Linked DNA regions of Homo sapiens: region 2 is linked to region 1. A link is a contact called in ENCODE Hi-C data. All regions are on one chromosome and are shown on one strand. Each heading gives the region's core, a stretch centred on a gene start or an enhancer-like site at or near the end of the contact. The rest is flanking DNA. Distances are from core to core; before and after follow the strand shown.

The links. A loop is a pair of places that touch in the nucleus more often than their neighbours do. Pooled maps may share reads with other maps.
Region 2: a loop to region 1 is called in a pooled map, with 2.5 times the contacts of the local background. The contact joins the promoter of SIKE1 here to the promoter of OLFML3 in region 1. A Hi-C loop is called at or near these places in 4 of 50 pooled maps.

The regions. Positions count from the first base shown.
Region 1 is chr1:113,976,387-113,983,245 of GRCh38, forward strand. It overlaps OLFML3 (olfactomedin like 3), which reads left to right and starts at 3,088. Exons shown (of 3, transcript NM_020190.5): 1 at 3,088-3,244; 2 at 3,946-4,231; 3 at 4,563-5,867. The coding sequence starts at 3,131. The coding sequence ends at 5,383. HIPK1 (homeodomain interacting protein kinase 1) reads left to right here. Exons shown (of 16, transcript NM_198268.3): 16 at 1-1,483. RefSeq lists enhancers at 449-1,026, 2,332-3,165, 4,833-5,665.
Region 2 is chr1:114,777,714-114,784,249 of GRCh38, forward strand. It overlaps SIKE1 (suppressor of IKBKE 1), which reads right to left and starts at 2,972. Exons shown (of 5, transcript NM_025073.3): 1 at 2,736-2,972; 2 at 2,397-2,502; 3 at 1,429-1,571. The coding sequence starts at 2,894. RefSeq lists enhancers at 2,158-2,724, 2,725-3,290, 2,755-2,994, 3,235-3,354.

The sequences.
Region 1 (6,859 bases), core at 1,838-4,337:
TTTGTTCCTTGTCTTTTTTCTGTAAGGGACAAGATTTGTTGTTTTTGTAAGAAATGAGATGCAGGAAAGAAAACCAAATCCCATTCCTGCACCCCAGTCCAATAAGCAGATACCACTTAAGATAGGAGTCTAAACTCCACAGAAAAGGATAATACCAAGAGCTTGTATTGTTACCTTAGTCACTTGCCTAGCAGTGTGTGGCTTTAAAAACTAGAGATTTTTCAGTCTTAGTCTGCAAACTGGCATTTCCGATTTTCCAGCATAAAAATCCACCTGTGTCTGCTGAATGTGTATGTATGTGCTCACTGTGGCTTTAGATTCTGTCCCTGGGGTTAGCCCTGTTGGCCCTGACAGGAAGGGAGGAAGCCTGGTGAATTTAGTGAGCAGCTGGCCTGGGTCACAGTGACCTGACCTCAAACCAGCTTAAGGCTTTAAGTCCTCTCTCAGAACTTGGCATTTCCAACTTCTTCCTTTCCGGGTGAGAGAAGAAGCGGAGAAGGGTTCAGTGTAGCCACTCTGGGCTCATAGGGACACTTGGTCACTCCAGAGTTTTTAATAGCTCCCAGGAGGTGATATTATTTTCAGTGCTCAGCTGAAATACCAACCCCAGGAATAAGAACTCCATTTCAAACAGTTCTGGCCATTCTGAGCCTGCTTTTGTGATTGCTCATCCATTGTCCTCCACTAGAGGGGCTAAGCTTGACTGCCCTTAGCCAGGCAAGCACAGTAATGTGTGTTTTGTTCAGCATTATTATGCAAAAATTCACTAGTTGAGATGGTTTGTTTTAGGATAGGAAATGAAATTGCCTCTCAGTGACAGGAGTGGCCCGAGCCTGCTTCCTATTTTGATTTTTTTTTTTTTTAACTGATAGATGGTGCAGCATGTCTACATGGTTGTTTGTTGCTAAACTTTATATAATGTGTGGTTTCAATTCAGCTTGAAAAATAATCTCACTACATGTAGCAGTACATTATATGTACATTATATGTAATGTTAGTATTTCTGCTTTGAATCCTTGATATTGCAATGGAATTCCTACTTTATTAAATGTATTTGATATGCTAGTTATTGTGTGCGATTTAAACTTTTTTTGCTTTCTCCCTTTTTTTGGTTGTGCGCTTTCTTTTACAACAAGCCTCTAGAAACAGATAGTTTCTGAGAATTACTGAGCTATGTTTGTAATGCAGATGTACTTAGGGAGTATGTAAAATAATCATTTTAACAAAAGAAATAGATATTTAAAATTTAATACTAACTATGGGAAAAGGGTCCATTGTGTAAAACATAGTTTATCTTTGGATTCAATGTTTGTCTTTGGTTTTACAAAGTAGCTTGTATTTTCAGTATTTTCTACATAATATGGTAAAATGTAGAGCAATTGCAATGCATCAATAAAATGGGTAAATTTTCTGACTTATGTGGCTGTTTTTGACTTCTGTTATAGGATATAAAGGGGATCAATAAATGACATCTTTGAAAGTGGCTAAGCATATTGTATTTGAACATCAGTAGAGTACTAGAGACAATTTCATTCTTCACACAAATCTCCATACTGGAAATGAATAGGGTTTGGCAGGGAATACTTCCCAAGAATGCAGTGTCCAGGGTCCTTACTTCACATCATCTGGATCTGACCCTTTGAAAGAGGTAGAAGACTTCTGAGACCGGCTAATTAAGCTTTGTTTCCTCATATGTTTTGCCAGATAGCAGTAGCAGAATGAAAAGATGAGTAACCACAGGAAGCTGCTATTTTTCCCCTCCTTTCAAACTGTACTGTTAGAGTCATGGTCCTTTTTACAGAAGGAACCTCTCATCAGATTCTGTTGATTCTAAAGTGAATAGAATTTCTCCCGATAAAGAAATAGGGGTTTGTTTCGATTAATGACTGCAGGTCTCTGAGTAAATGCTCTATTTGATTTTTTTTTTCGGCCCGTGTGTCTACCTTATGGCCCAAGTCTACCTTATGGTGGCCATTAATTCATTTTGGGCTCCTGCAGCCTTAGTTGGGATATAGAAATGAGAAACACTCAGAAATACCCTTTTGGACCACAACCAAGAGAAATAACCAATAGTCTTTTCTCCCAGTGGTAAGGAAGTCAGAATACATTGATCTAGACTGCAACAACATATATATATATATCAGATTCCGCCCCCCCGCAATACATGAATGTATAGTAAATTAGTGTGAACTCACTGAACACTCCTCAGTTTTGGTGAGAGACTATATCTGGCCTCTTTCAAGCAAAGGAAAGCCATGTAAAACAGCGCTGCTGTCAGCCTTAACTTCCAGACGATCGAGTTAATTTACTAACTTCTCAGTGACCTGTTTTTTTTTTTTTTTTAATCTCAGTTATATTTTCTTCCTTGGGCTAAATCAGATATTTGCATAGCCCCCAAAGTAGTAATTGGATAGTCTTGGGGGAAATATGCATTTCAGTGGTGAAAACCCCTGTAAATTCAATATATTTGGCTTTTGTGGAAAATTTTCCTCATGGGGTGAAGTCTAAGCCTTAGTTTCTGTATTATCATGAGAGATGACACCAGCTGCTTAGCACAAGGTGGCGCCAATGAGCTTTAGAATAAGTTGGGCTTGACCACTTGGGCCATTGTTTTCCTGCTTCCTCCCTTCAAGCCTCACCTCCCCAGCTCCCAGCTTCTACTGAACAAGGCTGAAAACCCACTCTATTGCAGGGAAAGGGAAAGATTAATGAAAAATGTCAGTTTCTTAAGTCAGCACTGGTGAAACTTTCCTAAAACAGGAATGGCGTTTGCTGAGTTTTCTCTGGGGTCTCTGCTTTCTGCAGCTAGCTTCCCTGCTTGACTGCCTAGAAGGCCTCTGCTTTCGGGTTTCCATCTCTTTCCCCTCCAGAGGACCCTACAGCCTAGGCGGGAGGTGGTTAAGGCTTCTGGCTGCTGTGCAATGGGGCCATCTGTGTTTGATCAATCCTGGCGGAAAGGAGGGGGTGGGGGTTGTAAAGAGAACTGAAAGCATTCCAGAGTAGTGAGAGAGACCCAGAGATCAGGAGAGAAGGCACCGCCCCCACCCCGCCTCCAAAGCTAACCCTCGGGCTTGAGGGGAAGAGGCTGACTGTACGTTCCTTCTACTCTGGCACCACTCTCCAGGCTGCCATGGGGCCCAGCACCCCTCTCCTCATCTTGTTCCTTTTGTCATGGTCGGGACCCCTCCAAGGACAGCAGCACCACCTTGTGGAGTACATGGAACGCCGACTAGCTGCTTTAGAGGTGAGGGACCCCTTTCTCTTCTAGCCCCGCCTAGAAGGATTCCAGGGCTATTGGTTCAACCAGTTTGTTAGGGATCTGGGGATAACAAGAAAGGGCTCTGTTAGAGTCTACAGAAAATTCTCTCTTAATAAGAGGACCTTCGGAATGACAAGCCCTCCTCTTACCCCACATAGAACAATTCCAAAGCAAATCGACTTTTGCGTTTTACCTCTGGGATTAGATAGAATAAGGGGGCAGAGTGGAAACGAGAGCCAAAATTGTGGGGCTGCATCTCCAGAGAAGGTGATGATTCTGTTGAAGTTGGAGGTTCCCGGGGAATCTATAACTTCCTGTCTTTTTAACAGGTTGAGATCCGTAGCATTTTAGTGTCCGAGAGGATAATTGCTAAGGGAGCAGAGACCTCTTCACACCTTCATGCGCTTAGACCTGCCTAGAGGCTCAGATGGCTCAGTGGCACTGCTCACAGAGAACACAGGCTGGAGGACATGGAGTCGGGGTAGGGGCCTAGGTGAATCTCAGCTAGGCTCTTTGCACATTTAGCACCTCTGCACATCTGGTTTCCTTTTCTGCAGGAGTGGAAGGGGATATTGAAGCCTGGCTGAGTTTGCTCTTTTTTTCCCATTCCTGACTCCCGAGTTGGGCCTCTCCCTGCCTGGGAGTTGTAACCCTGCAGCCTCCCTCCTGATCCCCCATCCCTTCAGGAACGGCTGGCCCAGTGCCAGGACCAGAGTAGTCGGCATGCTGCTGAGCTGCGGGACTTCAAGAACAAGATGCTGCCACTGCTGGAGGTGGCAGAGAAGGAGCGGGAGGCACTCAGAACTGAGGCCGACACCATCTCCGGGAGAGTGGATCGTCTGGAGCGGGAGGTAGACTATCTGGAGACCCAGAACCCAGCTCTGCCCTGTGTAGAGTTTGATGAGAAGGTGACTGGAGGCCCTGGGACCAAAGGCAAGGGAAGAAGGAATGAGAAGTACGATATGGTGACAGGTAAATAATCTGAAAGCAGGCCCCTAACTCTTCTCAGAACCGATATTCTTCCTTCCTTGCTTCTTACTCTTTTTTTCGCTTTGTCCCAGTCCATTGTGGCTCTGTCTTCTGGAATCTGTTTTAGGGAAACCTCTGTAATGCCAGGTCTATTAAGGAGAGGTTCTGGGGATCCAGGCCGCTGTGGTACCCGCTCTTTCTCAATTCTCCCTAAGATTGGAGGCAACCACTGGGCAAATGCTCACTATTCTCCAGATCACCCACCCTGGGGGAGTTCCTGCTGGAGGCATCTAATTCTTGCCTCTATTTCCTTTTCCTGTGCTTTTCTCATCAGACTGTGGCTACACAATCTCTCAAGTGAGATCAATGAAGATTCTGAAGCGATTTGGTGGCCCAGCTGGTCTATGGACCAAGGATCCACTGGGGCAAACAGAGAAGATCTACGTGTTAGATGGGACACAGAATGACACAGCCTTTGTCTTCCCAAGGCTGCGTGACTTCACCCTTGCCATGGCTGCCCGGAAAGCTTCCCGAGTCCGGGTGCCCTTCCCCTGGGTAGGCACAGGGCAGCTGGTATATGGTGGCTTTCTTTATTTTGCTCGGAGGCCTCCTGGAAGACCTGGTGGAGGTGGTGAGATGGAGAACACTTTGCAGCTAATCAAATTCCACCTGGCAAACCGAACAGTGGTGGACAGCTCAGTATTCCCAGCAGAGGGGCTGATCCCCCCCTACGGCTTGACAGCAGACACCTACATCGACCTGGCAGCTGATGAGGAAGGTCTTTGGGCTGTCTATGCCACCCGGGAGGATGACAGGCACTTGTGTCTGGCCAAGTTAGATCCACAGACACTGGACACAGAGCAGCAGTGGGACACACCATGTCCCAGAGAGAATGCTGAGGCTGCCTTTGTCATCTGTGGGACCCTCTATGTCGTCTATAACACCCGTCCTGCCAGTCGGGCCCGCATCCAGTGCTCCTTTGATGCCAGCGGCACCCTGACCCCTGAACGGGCAGCACTCCCTTATTTTCCCCGCAGATATGGTGCCCATGCCAGCCTCCGCTATAACCCCCGAGAACGCCAGCTCTATGCCTGGGATGATGGCTACCAGATTGTCTATAAGCTGGAGATGAGGAAGAAAGAGGAGGAGGTTTGAGGAGCTAGCCTTGTTTTTTGCATCTTTCTCACTCCCATACATTTATATTATATCCCCACTAAATTTCTTGTTCCTCATTCTTCAAATGTGGGCCAGTTGTGGCTCAAATCCTCTATATTTTTAGCCAATGGCAATCAAATTCTTTCAGCTCCTTTGTTTCATACGGAACTCCAGATCCTGAGTAATCCTTTTAGAGCCCGAAGAGTCAAAACCCTCAATGTTCCCTCCTGCTCTCCTGCCCCATGTCAACAAATTTCAGGCTAAGGATGCCCCAGACCCAGGGCTCTAACCTTGTATGCGGGCAGGCCCAGGGAGCAGGCAGCAGTGTTCTTCCCCTCAGAGTGACTTGGGGAGGGAGAAATAGGAGGAGACGTCCAGCTCTGTCCTCTCTTCCTCACTCCTCCCTTCAGTGTCCTGAGGAACAGGACTTTCTCCACATTGTTTTGTATTGCAACATTTTGCATTAAAAGGAAAATCCACTGCTCCTCTCCTGTGTTTGTTTGGGGTAGCCCTCAGATCAAACTTCCCCCTGACCATCCAGTTTCTCCCTCCCAACCCATCCCCACTCCTTGAGCCATATTAAAGACTTGGGCGGGGCTCCCTTTGCTGAGGAAGAGTTTACTGTGAGGCGCCTGGGGGAGGTGGCAGAATCCCGCCACTTTAGGAGGCTGGACGAAAGGCCTCCTTCCACACCCACCGCCATCCACAGCAGCCAATCCACAGCAGCCATCCTAGAACCTCAGTGGCACCGTGCCTCTGGCTGTGAGACACTGGGGCCCAGGGCAGAGATTCCAGTTCCGATTCTCAGAGGATTTTGAACTACAAAATGCATGTTAGTTGCATTGCATTCTAGTGTGGAAACCAGAGCCCTGAATGCCTGTGTTTTTAGTAAGAACTGAAGTCTCCCCTCTAAAGTGGACTCTGCCCCGCACCCCAGACCTCCACTCCCACCTCCAGCGTTGTGCTCCTGCAGGGCCAGGTTGCACAATCATTCTTGGTCTGGACCGCTCTGATTTTCCTGCTGCCACGGCGTCTGCGGTTTGTGCAGGGAGGAGGGGCAGTGACCGTGTCCCAGATGTTGGCCTTACACGGTCTGCAGCCTATTCTTGCTTTCCTTTTCTCCACTCTCATCACCCTCACCTACCCACTCCAGCCCTGAACCTGGCTGAAGCCCGTCAGGACTTCTGGAAACTTAACCCTCTCTGGCCCATACCCTGGCCTCTGGCGTTGGATTGCAGAGCGTAATGTGGGGAAGAGGGAAGGGAGAAGGGAGAGGAGGAGGAAGGCTCCAGGCTTTGGACTCCAGTCTCCAGGAATCTGCTGATTTCTGCACCAGGCCCCCACCCCAGCCTCACCCTCACTGCTGCATGCTCAGCTCGCAGGGGCAAGGCTGGCTGATGGGCAGGATCCACTGCTTTCATGAGGAGTCCACCTCAGGCATGCCTGGGGGTCCTCTTGGTTATTTGCTCTAGCCAA
Region 2 (6,536 bases), core at 1,722-4,221, 800 kb after region 1:
GGTGAAATCTGATTCGATGCAAGCAATGTTATTTTCATTTCTGAAAATTATCTATGTCCAGTGCATCAATCCCCCAGTAGGTCCACACTCCAATAAAAAGATTTGAAATGGAAAAAAAAAATCAATTGTAGTTTAACTACCCATTGGATGTTGGATACTATCTCTAAGTGGCTGTTTAACTTAAATTTGAATACTTTTACTGGCAGGAAGCTTACTACATTCCAAGGTGCTTTATTCCATCTTTGGACATATCACTTAGAAAGTTTATCTATCTGAGTAAACTCTGTCTCTTTCAAGGTTCAAGTTTTTTCCTCCATACGAGAAGAAAATCTATTTTTCTCTTCCAGATGAAAGCCATTCAAATATTTAAAATATCTGTTTCCTAAAACTTTTAAGTCAGTAAAATGCATTCAATGGAATTTAAGATGAAGCTTATATTTCACTACATCTCACAGAAGTAGTAGGCTCCAACCCTATACATCTAGAATTAAATGATACAGTACACAAGAATGTACAATGACAACCATGAAGCACCTATAAACATAAGAACAATTACTGAGTCTCCCAAATTAGCAAAGAACAGAAACTATGCCATGTTTGTTTTTTTAAAAAACCATACTTCTCTCCCCTAACAACATAGTATGATACTATGTGGTTCAGTTTATAAAAGGTTTACTGACTGCCTGCTGTATGTCAGGTACTATGTTAGGAATAAAATGTGAATTCATGCGCCTTACAAGCAAGGAGCTTAAGTTAAATGTATAAGTAATAACCAACCAAGTGTTTACCAGGCAGCTTCAACACTAACTGGCATTATGTTTGGTGGGAGCGCTAAGAATTAATGAACATTTTCAAAAGAGATCTTGGTGAGGGAGGGGGAACCTTAGTCCCACTCAAATAAAAGGATCTGAGCAGCCCCTATCCTCCTTCTTTCTATTCATATCTTTACAAAGCCATGGCAAAATAAACAACAAATGTGATAAACATGAAAGGAAAATGAGCTTACTTTTCTTCAAAAACAAGCACACATGGCCAGGCGCAGTGGTTCATGCCTATAATCCCAGCACTTTGGAAGGCTAACGTGGGTGGATCGCTTGAGCCCAGGAGTTTCAGACCAGCCTGGGCAACATGGCGAAATGTCATCTCTACCAAAAAACAAACAAACAAACAAACAAACAAACAACCCCACAAAAATTAACAGGGCGTGGTGGTGTGCACCTGTAGTCCCAGCTGCTCCGGAGGCAGAGGTGAGACGATGGCTTGAGCCCAGGAGGCAGAGGTTGCAGTGAGCCGAGATCGTGCCATTACACCACGGCCTGGTCGACAAGAGCCAGACCCTATCTCACAAAGCAAAAAAACAAGCACACAATCTAAAACAATCTCAAGATTTCAATTTGGTTCATTTCGAATTTATTCAAAGTTTCTTACTGCAGAGTGAGACTGGTGAGCTTTCAGGACTGGTTCAGCATCCACCGCTTTTTTAGCAACCATTAACTGTAACATCTGTTTCCGATATTTGCTCATGATAAGTTCCAAAGCATCCTGGTGTTCCTCCAAGGAAATCCATAGCTCTGTCAAAAAATAAAAGAACTTGGCAGTGATGTCTGAGAGACAGTTCCCAAATCCAAAGTCTTAACAGTTGGAATTTTGTAACACTATATAGATAATATGAATCTAAAGTTGTAAATCAATGTTTAAGTCCGCAAAACTGAACAGTTAAAGTCTATGTGAAAGGTAACTTTCTAGGCAGAGAAGCAAAGTCTTGCAGAAACAACAATGGATGTATCATCAGAAGACATGTGTTTGAGTTCAGTTCTGTAACTTGCTTGGTTAATACTCATAAGTAAATCATTTAGCTTCTTCTGAGCCTATTTCTTAACTGCATTGTGGTAGATAAAAATGAAGATATGAGAATACAGTAGAATGATATATGTGAAACCCCTCTGGTAAACAACTATTAATACCACAATCATTAATAATGTACTAATCAAGCCTAAGAATATATACCCTTAGAATAAAATTCTGCTGCTTCACCTTGCACAAACAAGAACATAAACAAAACCTTAAATCTTACCTTCAGTGTTTATATTAATACTTAAACATTAAATTTTAAGTCCATGAGGCTATGAACTCTTTTGTTACACATCTGAGGATGCTTAAAAATAAACCATGCAATAATACCAACTCTACACAGCACCTCTTTGGTAAGCTGCTGCAATATTAGTCAGATGACCTTGAAAAGGGTAATCTAACAAACTTTATTGTTACTGGGCCAGATCAGGAGGACTCTCCTACTAAAAGTACTGACCTGGAAATATATGTACACTTTTGTAAATGTTTAGGGCAATTTTGCAATAACTTTAAACTATTACCAGATATGAAAAGGCCTGACTAACCTCTGTTTTCCTGTTGCAAGTCTCTAATCTGTGTGTTCTCTTGGGACAGCAGAATGTGAGGTTTGTATTTGGACATGTCCTTCATATCGGATGCATCCTCTTGATACTGGACAAATAGAGACAGACTAAGCATGCCTTAAAGAGAACAGCGGCAGATGCAACTGAAGAGGCAGAAGTTAGGGCTCCAGGGCAGGATTCTCAGCCCCGACCCAGGAAAATGGTCTCACCGCCGCCCTCTGAGACCGGGAATAAATTCCAGGCCGAGTTCCCACTTTACCTCGCTCTCCACCCTTCAGTGCCCAGAATCCGAGAGCACTGGACTCCTACCCTCTGCCTGACCTGGTCCGGAAGCGCTGTCCCCGCCTCCCGCATAGCTGCTACCCGCCGGTGCAGCGCCGCCGACTGATCCACCAGCGACTCGGCGGCCGCATCGTGCTCCCGTAGCCTCTCCAGCAGCGTCTTGGCGTCTGTCAGGATCTTCTCGATGGTGCAGCTCATAGCAGCAGCACCACCCCAGCCCCTGCCGGGCTCAGCTACGCGACTCGCTCAGATCTTCTGGGAGTCTGTCTCAGCATTACAGGCGTCATTTCCGGGCACGTTTACAAGGTGTCTTGGTAGGCGCAATGGGCGCCTGCGCAGTGGCAGCCTATTTTGCGGGTTGACCCGCTTTAACCTGCGGCTTCCTTGCAGTCCTTCCTTGCGCGGAGCCCCAGACCTACACTTGCCACGCCGTTGGTTTCCAGTTACCACAGCCTGGTGGTCAGGCTATGATTAGCTGGGCAGTGGGAAGGTCTCCTTTCCCTACTGGTTTTCATTGATGTGGGTTGTTCTTCAGTCACAGTTAGTTTCTTTTTATTTTCATTATTTTTTTCTTTTTTGAGACGGAATCTTGCTCTTGTCCAGGCTGGAGTGCAGTGGCGCGATCTTGGCTCATTGCAACCTCTGCCTCCAGGGTTCAAGCGATTCTCCTGCCTCAGCCTCTCGAGTAGCTGGGATTACAGGCATGCGCCACCACGCCGGCTGATTTTTCTATTTTTAGTAGAAACGGGGTTTCACATGTTGGCCAGGCCGGTTTCGAACTCCTGACCTCAAGTGATCCGCCCGCCTCGGCCTCCCAAAGTGCTGGGATTACAGGTGTGAGCCCCCGCGCCTGGCCTACTTTCATTTAATTTTTTTTAAATTGTGGCAAAATACACATAAAATTTAATATCTCAGCCATTTATAAGTGTACAGTTCAGTTGTACATTCATATTGTTATACAGCCACCATCAGCATCCATCTCTAGAACTCTTTCATCTTGCAGTACTGAAGTTCTGTACTCATTAAACAATAATTCCTCATTCTTCCTTATCCCCAGCTCCTGGCAGCCACCATTCTACTTTGTGTCTCTACAAATCTGACTATTCTGGGTACCTGACATGAGTGAAATCATACAGCATTTGTATTTATATAACTGCCTTATTTCACTTAGTGTAATGTCCACGAGTTTCATCCATATAGTAGCATATGTTAGAATTTCCTTCCTTTTTAAGGCTGAATAATATATATATACCACGTTTTGTTTATCCATTCATCCGTGGATGGACAGTTGGGTTGCTTCCACCTTTTGCTATTGTCAATAATGCTGCTATTGCAACTGGCTCACGTCTGGCTGCTTGCTGCCTAGAGGCCAAAAACATGAGAAGTGACCTGTGGTGAAAGCTTTACTAATCAAATGCTCGCAGATGGGGAATGGCTAGGCTCATGCCTTCAAAACAGCATTCCACTTTTTTTTTTTTTTTGGTCAAGGTATCCCAGAGACAGTATCAGTGTCCAAACTTTAATTTTGTCCCATATCAATGCCAGGGTGGTGTGCTACCTGCCCTGAGTCCATCATGTCCCTCCTGCGGCCAACTGACTTAGAGTCAAAAGAGTTACAGCCAATTAAACGTTCTAGGTCAGATGGGAAGGAGGTGGGCAGGCACTCATTAACCTTAAAACCCCTCTTAAGCAATGTTAAGAGGCAAAAACCAAAAGGCAAGGGTTACAAAATTGACTTATCTATAAATTCTATGCATTGAGCTGCTGTAATCTTGGCTTGTTGCAATTAGCTATACAAAATGCAAGCATTTTGTTTAGCTGTTTTGGCATCTGTGTCATCCTTGATTTGTAGGGTCTGAACTAATTTTAGCTCTCAATACTGGCCCTTACAACATTACGTTATAGTCTCTAGGCATGGCGGGATTGAAGAGTTTCAACTTTTGTAGGTAAAACAAAACAGAAAGAATTAACAACATTTCAAACACAAAGGTCATAAACCCTGCCTAGTTTTGAGAATAACAGGAAAAGAAGTTCATAGGTAGCTAAACACTTAAATTATTTAGTATCAAGGCACAGAATAAATTATATTAATTCAGATAGAGGCAGAATTGTTAAATGAATCTTAATATTTTTGAACACAAGACTGTCCCTGTGTCTCATGAAAGCAGTTTACTTTGTCGCCTTTGCCTGAGTCTAACGATGAGGCTTTGGTTAATTGCAGTTTAGTGTCAGATACTGGCAGGAGTTGATGCCTTCTTTGGATGAGATATGTGTAAGTCCCTATAACTTAAAAGCACAAGGATTAGTTAATATCACCTGATAAGGACCTTTTCAAGGAGCTGGAGGTGTGATACCGGAGTCTATGACCTGACTGGAAGCTGTAAAAATATTTTACAACCTTGCAGTGATTAATTTTTATAGCTTCGATAAACCCCAGCAATAAGTCAGAGACTTAATTTACGATTTTGATTTTGAGGACATTGGTCAAAGATTTTAAAAGCCTCAAAACATTTGATCAAAACAAGATAATATTCATTGTAAAAATAATAGTTACTCATTTAACCAAACTGATAATTAAAGACTTTAAAGGCAATTGAGAAGGTTACCAGGACATAAAAACCTGAACCCTTTTAAATCTCAGTTTTTCTAGGCAATTAAAAACCCATTAAAGAGAGCATGGGAATTATTTGATAAAACATTAAAATCTTGTTTCTTAAGCAAGTTACTACACAGGCAAAAAACCCCTTCTGCTGTGTGACTGCTTCTCCTTATGGGAAGACCATGTAGGTAACCTGAAAGTCATACTTGAAAAAAGTGCTTGAATTTAATCAGACACAAGAAGAGTGTATTCATGCTTATGAGTATAGCAAGGGAATACATCTCTCTGAGCAATTGCGTGAGAAGTTTCCTGATTACAACGAAAATCACATATCAAGAAAAGCCGGGAGTACAGAATCAAGTTATATTGGAGGAAAACACTGCTTTTATAGACTTCTAAGATAAAACATTTCAGCATCAGGCCCCAACAGTTAGAATCAGAGGAAAAAGAATTAGAGGAGCTGATGGAAAAAGTTGAAGGAGAGTGTCCTTTTCAAAGGGAGGAAAAAACTGAAAACAGCCAGACACAACAAAAGCTGAACTTCTGAGATATGAATCTGAGAAGTTTTAAAAAAAAATAGGTGATAGAATTAAAAAGCAAAATTTCCTTTAATTTCATTAAGAGTAAACCAACACCTTAGGAAAACCTTATTTAAACCTAGGGAATCATTCATTATTTTTATTTTTATTTTACTTTAAGTTCTGGGATACATGTGCAGAACATGTAGGTTTGTTACATAGGTATACATGTGCCATGGTGGTTTGCTGTACCTATCAACCCATCATCTAGGTTTTAAGCCCCACATGCATTAGGTATTTGTCCTAATGCTCTCCCTCCCCCTGCCCCCCACCCCCCAACAGGCCCGGGTGTGAGATGTTCCCCTCCCTTTGTCCATGCGTTCTTATCGTTCAACTCCCACTTATGAGTGAGAACATTTGGTGTTTGGTTTTCTGTTCCTGTGTTAGTTTGCTGAGGGTGATGGTTTCCAGGTTCATCCATGTCCCTGCAAAGGACATGAACTCATTCTTTTTTTTTTTTTTTTCTTTTTGAGACAGAGTTTCACTCTTGTTGTCCAGGCTGGAGTGCAATGGTGCGATCTCGGCACACTGCAACCACTGTCTCCTAGGTTCAAGCGATTCTCCTGCCTCAGCCTCCCAAGTATTTGGGATTACAGGCATGTGCCACCAAGCCTGGCTAATTTTATATTTTTAGTAGAGATGGGGTGTCTCCATGTTAGTCAG